2 separate regions of the Homo sapiens genome follow, and region 2 is linked to region 1. The links are chromatin contacts, found by Hi-C in ENCODE. All regions are on one chromosome and are shown on one strand. Each heading gives the region's core, a stretch centred on a gene start or an enhancer-like site at or near the end of the contact. The rest is flanking DNA. Distances are from core to core; before and after follow the strand shown. Region 1 holds the start of ASB4 (ankyrin repeat and SOCS box containing 4). Region 2 has its middle 47 kb from the start of PDK4.

Region 1 (3,080 bases), core at 329-2,828:
TTAGAAGTTAAGATTTATTGTTATCTCTTTGAGGCAGGTGTTTTGATTAGAAGAGGACATAAAGGGGGCTTCAGGTAAACTTGAACTAGTCTATGGTTTAACCTCAATGTTGATTACATGAGTTTGTTCACTAAAAATTTGACAAGCTGTATACCTGTAACTTGCCAATTTCTTGCATTTATATTACACATCAATAAAATAAGTTTAAAATTATGTTGTGATTTGCATCATTTACATGCTTAAGTAAATTCTAAGAATCAAATAGTATCATTGTAAGTTTTTAAAAATTCATGTTTTTAATTATTCTGCAGAAAGTTTGCACCAGTTTTGACTTCCACAAACGACATATAAAAATGCAATTTATTTGCATTCTCTTTAGAACTTGCTATTATAATTTTCCTAATTTTTAATGATTTTATGTAAGAAAAATTAAGTGTATACTTTTCTCTCCAACTTTTTATTTGAAAAATTTCAAACTTACAGAAAAGCTGAAAGAATAATGTAATGGATACCAATATATCCCTTACTAGATTCACCAAGTCTTTAAGTTTTTGCCACACTTGCTATCTCTCTGTTTCTATTTACACACACATATATATATGTGTGTATATATGTATATATGTGTATATATGTATATATGTGTGTGTATATATGTGTATATATGTATATATGTATATATATGTGTATATATGTATATATATGTATATACACATACACACACATCTATTTATCTGTCTGCATTTCTGAGCTATTTTTAAAGAAGTTTTAGACATCATGACAATTTATCCCTTAATGTATCACTTAAGAGTAAGAATTTTTTTTACATAACCACATTTATCATTACACTTCTATATTGTCAAGTAATATCTAGTCCACATTTATAGTTCCACAATACTGTCTTTTCTAGCTGATTAAAAAACAGGATTCAATAAAGTTCATTCACATGTTGCATTTAAATGTTTTATCTCTTCAGTTTCTTTTTTACCTAAAAGAGTCCCTGCCCCGGACCGTCTCCCCACCTCCTCCCTTCCCAGCTTTTCATATTAAAATTTTTCAAGTCTAGGTCACTTGAAAACCTCCTGTTTGTCTTCAGATATGTATGACAATGGTTGATTTTACAAGCTCATATTGCAAAATTATTACAGGTTTTTAGAAGCAAATGTATCCACAACTGTAACAGATTTTCATTTTTGGATATTGGCTTGTCAGAGCAAGACGCTGGATCTCCAGCCAGGCACCAGATGTTTTTATTGAGGGGAAAAAAAGAGCATTAAGAGCTTTTAAATCTTATATTATTACTTTGATCATATAAGAAATAATTGTGACATTTCATGCCTGGAAATGTATCACGGGGGCTTTCGTTCATATTGACACTATATATTACTGAATGGATCAGTTAATATATAACCAGTTTAAAGGACCTGAAAATGTAGTGACAGCCAAGAAGGATATTTTGAAGTTTGAAATGATCCCTATATAAATAGAACGGATCAGCATAACTTTGGGATAAAATTAGCCGACAGTTTGTGGACTCTCCAGCATGCGCCTGTTTGCTCGGTGCTGTTCTCTCGATAAATCACAACAAAGCTTCCAGAGGGAGAGGAAGGATGGACGGCACCACTGCCCCTGTCACTAAATCTGGAGCTGCCAAGTTAGTTAAGAGAAATTTCCTTGAGGCGCTAAAGTCCAATGACTTCGGAAAATTGAAGGCTATTTTGATCCAAAGGCAAATAGATGTGGACACTGTTTTTGAAGTCGAAGATGAGAATATGGTTTTGGCATCTTATAAACAAGGTAAAAACATATAGGTGTTATTGTAGAACTGTTAGAAAATGATTTAAAAAAATGCACAGTGTCAGTTATCCACTCTAAACAGTAGTTTTTATTGTTTCTTTAAGTATTCATTTAAAAAATATTTCTAAATTGATATTTTCTTTCTTTTTAAACTAAAACACATTGTGGGCTGATATATATGTATAAGTCGTGTCTCTCCTTTTCTTTTCCCACCCTTGGGCCTAGGACTTGAAATCCCAGACAATCATTTTTAGCAATGCACTCTCTCTGTTTTTAACTTTTCTTCTGACTATGATGATATAGAAGGAAGAAAACATTTTTAGATTATGGCTAAGCAGATTGTTGAAACCCTATCTTAGACAATGTACCTGGTTTAAGAACACGCTGCTAATTCTCCATTAACAGCTACTTAAAGATATATCCTCTCTATGTCCATGTGGATGAAAAAGAGGAATCTCCCCAACATTTGGAGGGTTAATAAATGGATAAAGCGGTGCCACAGGCACCTTCATGGTCTTCTTCATTTTAATGAGTTTTCAGTTCAGGCACAAAAGCTGAATTCAGCAAAACCAAAAAGTTAACTTTTTTCCTGGACTACAATAATTGTTCAAAATTGTAGATGTGTTTAATACAGAATATCTGTCTTATAACGACCTAAGGAAAACAAAAATTAGACCAATTTTTTTTTACCAAGGAATTTTCTGGAACCCATGCTTAATAAATCAGAAATGAATTAGAGTTCCACTGATTCTGATTTCCCAAATCAACTGGTTAATTGGGGGAACGTGAGTAGTTAGATCATCTGGCGAGCATACTGCAAACATGCTGCTCAACATCACTAATGTTTAATACAATATAGATGCTAAGGTCTTGTGTATAGCATTTAGAGACAGTCATTATTTTAATGTTTAAAAATGATTTCTGGCCATCTATAAATCATCAGTATAATACATTTCCAGATACAAATGCTAATGGTACAGTATATATTTCTTCATTAATTTACTGTCCTCCGATTGTCAGTTCTGAGGGACATATAGAAGAGCTCAGGCTAGTTACTATGTTTATGATTTTTACTCAAGGGCTTTATAATATTTTGGCATTAATGGCATTAATATTTTGATGGGAAGACAAAGAAGGGATCTATTTTTTAAAAAGTTTATGGGGTCTGTTAGAAAATTTGTATACTATATAATCAGATTGCTTTCATCTTATAATTTTGTTCAGTGATAGAATGTCTGAATGCTAAACTAATTTTTAAGATGTTTTTAAAAAGCTTATATTTGTGC
Region 2 (3,080 bases), core at 296-2,795, 64 kb after region 1:
ACTGTCTGTTGGAATAGTTTGTCATTTGTTCCCTTTGTATCTCAACTCCTAGCATTTAATAGTCACTCAGTGTATACTGTTTTAAGAATGAATGAATGTTATATTGTCCATCAGTGATTATTCCAAAATGATTACTAAACTTTTGTGTTATTATTTGTAATGCTTATAAAGTACTCAGCAATGGTACCTAACACATAGTCAACACCCCACAGTTGGTAGCTATTAGTGCCATCCCTATTTTGACTATGAGGAAATGAGGACTAGAAAAGTTATGTTAATCAAGGTCTAGTTACTAATTATCAAAATTGCTGCTGAAATCTGGACTTCTCAAATCTGTATTTCATGTTTTGAGTTTTTTGTTACCAGTAGCTTGACTAAGTATTAGATTAAGCATTAACTGTGTTGCTTCATTCATTTTTTAACTCTTATTTATAGCAAACCTGACATGGAAAATATAATGATGCTAATTCCTTTACATGCTTTAATTTATTTAATTCTTACTATAACCCTATGAGGAAAATACTATTATTTTTATTTTATGGACGATTAAACTGTAGTATAGACAGATTATGCAATTGCCTAGGATCTCACAGGTAATTAAAGGTAGAGGCAGGATTCAAACTCAATCACTTGCATACCAATGCCTGTGTGTTTTGCTTTGTTTTAAAACCATTATGCTATCCTGTTTCTTATGACAAAATTAATTTTGGACATGTTGATTTTGAGGGGCTTATGGGATAGCAGGATGGGGATGTCCAGTAAATCCCTGACACTTAGGAGAGAGTTACGGGAGGATGGGGATATAGAAAGAGAGTGCACTTGATAACTACAGTGCTAGACCATATTAAGAAAGTGGTTAAAGTGCCTGAAATATTGGAAGATGGAGGAATTTCACTAGATTCCATTCCAGAAAGTTCCATAGGAGACTCCATTTTTTTTTTTTTGAGATGGAGTCTCGCCCTGTCGCCCAGGCTGCAGTGCAGTGGTGCGATCTCCACTCACTGCAAGCTCCGCCTCCCGGGTTCACCCCATTCTCCTGCCTCAGCCTCCCTAGTAGCTGGGACTACAGGTGCCCGCCATCACGCCCGGCTAATTTTTTTGTATTTTTAGTAGAGACAGGGTTTCACCGTGTTCGCCAGGATGGTCTCGATCTCCTGACTTCGTGATCCGCCCGCCTTGGGCTCCCAAAGTGCTGGGATTATAGGCGTGAGCCACCGCGCCCGGCCGAGACTCCATTTTTAAAATGGATTTACGTTGTTCACAAGAACAGGTCTGTAATGATGAAATCTTACAGTCTGTTTTTAAGATACTCTAAAATATTTTGGTTGCTGTTTGTTATTAGACTCTGACAGGTGGACCTAGGTTGCCTGCCCAGAGGGTCTAGGAGCTCACAATTTCTCTAAAGACCCCTTTTCTGTTTACTGGAAACCCTAGGAGCTTCCTTAGGGGCTTGTCAGGCCAAGCTGACTAATCCTTCCTTCTGCTCAAATTTCACTCTTCTGAAAAGGGAGTTTGACGAGCAGGGAGTGAGTCACTAGCTCCAAGATGGCAGCAAGGAGCACTGGTGTTAATCTGTGTTATCTTAGTTCCCACAGGGTGAGTAATCATGCCTGGCCAAATCTCACTGGGCAAAACAGGTGCAAGTTTCCAAAGGAAGGCTTTGTGACCATAATAGGAGGTTAGCTGAAATCCAACCTGTATTTACTCCTTGCAACAGAATACTTTATGAACCATGGTTTACAGGAACATCCAGGTTCCCTAAAAATTTATCTCTTCCATGATGATGGAAACACAGCAACGTACACAGACTGGACCTGGGGACTATCTTAGCTTCTGAAGACTTGCACAGCAGGTCTAAAAGTCCAAGGCTGCCTCCTGACACTCCAGAGAGGAACTATGTGACACAGAGAGACTAAGCCAGGCCCTGCCCACAGGGTTGCACACACAAACATGTTTTCCAAGCCCTTTATACACTCAGCAGGGAACACGCCGTTCTCTCTGGGAGGTTGCCAGAAACTTATAAGAGAGTCTGATCAGTGCCAAGAATAGACAAGCAAGGCTTCTCTCCTGTCTCGGAAGGGGACACTGTGTGGTGCTGAGTTATTACCGCCCCTCTGTGCTCCTCTAGCCTTCAAAAGCAAACCTGAAACTGTTTCCCTGCACTTCTTAATCTCTTGATCAGTCGAAAAATTATTGCTGGAGCTCGCTATACCTCTTTGGGCACCTGTAATCTTGTTGTCCAAACCCAAATGCAAATATGTTCCCTCTGCTTGCATTTGTTTTGCATCTCAGAGACTCAGGCCGTGGATCTTTGAGGTAGAACCCAAGGAAAATAGTCAACAACTTTGTCCATTTGCCCAGGAAGAGTCTGAGTTGTTGCTGTTCCTCATTAGTCCTCTGCTTTAGCTTCAGCAAGGACGGCAAAGGTTACTTGAAATTCAGCCAGTGCAGGCAATGTTGAGAAAAAACTTGACTCTTCTCTTCCATGTACAGGATGTCTTTCCAACCCCTTCCCCAAAGTTTTCTTAAATCCTTGGTGTCTTCAACTTGGCCCCAGCTCTAAAATTAAATATTTACCATGTTTTTTCCTCTATAATAATACTGGGAAGAATCAACCATGCGTTTTTAAATAAAAGTCTCGCTTTTGTCACGCAGGCTGGAGTGCAATGGTGTGATCTTGGCTCACTGCAACCTCCAACTACCAGGTTCAAGCAATTCTCCTGCCTCAGCCTCCCGAATAGCTGGGACTACAAGCGCATGCCACCATGCCAGGCTCATTTTTGAATTTTTAGTAGACACACGGTTTTGCCTTATTGGCCAGGCTGGTCTCAAACTCCTCACCTCGGGACATCCACTCGGCTTGGCCTCCCTAAATGCTGGGATTACAAGCATGAGCCACTGCGCCTGACCAGTTTTTAAATAAAGCACTTTAAATGAGTTATTCACATATCCCTTGTATTTATATAGGGTACAGCTTTTTGTTTTAAAGCTGTTTGAATAGTTCTCCAAGTTTCTGAGACTCAACTGCTTTTTTGGCTTATGAAATTGCCATTAATCAAGATGCATTCATAAGGTATCAA

The links. A loop is a pair of places that touch in the nucleus more often than their neighbours do.
Region 2: a loop to region 1 is called in a map of heart right ventricle, with 4 times the contacts of the local background. The contact joins the enhancer-like site here to the promoter of ASB4 in region 1. A Hi-C loop is called at or near these places in 3 of 168 maps with a recorded cell type or tissue (PC-9, heart right ventricle and posterior cingulate gyrus).

What each region holds. Positions count from the first base shown.
Region 1 is chr7:95,484,365-95,487,444 of GRCh38, forward strand. ASB4 (ankyrin repeat and SOCS box containing 4) reads left to right here and starts at 1,579. Exons shown (of 5, transcript NM_016116.3): 1 at 1,579-1,794. The coding sequence starts at 1,608.
Region 2 is chr7:95,548,371-95,551,450 of GRCh38, forward strand. It overlaps a transcript of ASB4 not described here. Among named protein-coding and RNA genes, the nearest start is that of PDK4, 47 kb to the right of the region's middle. Within about 2 kb of position 1,546, at least 18 of the 41 ENCODE cell types and tissues checked have a DNase peak (open chromatin) inside an H3K27ac peak, as active enhancers do; they include PC-9 and heart right ventricle, where a contact is called at or near this core.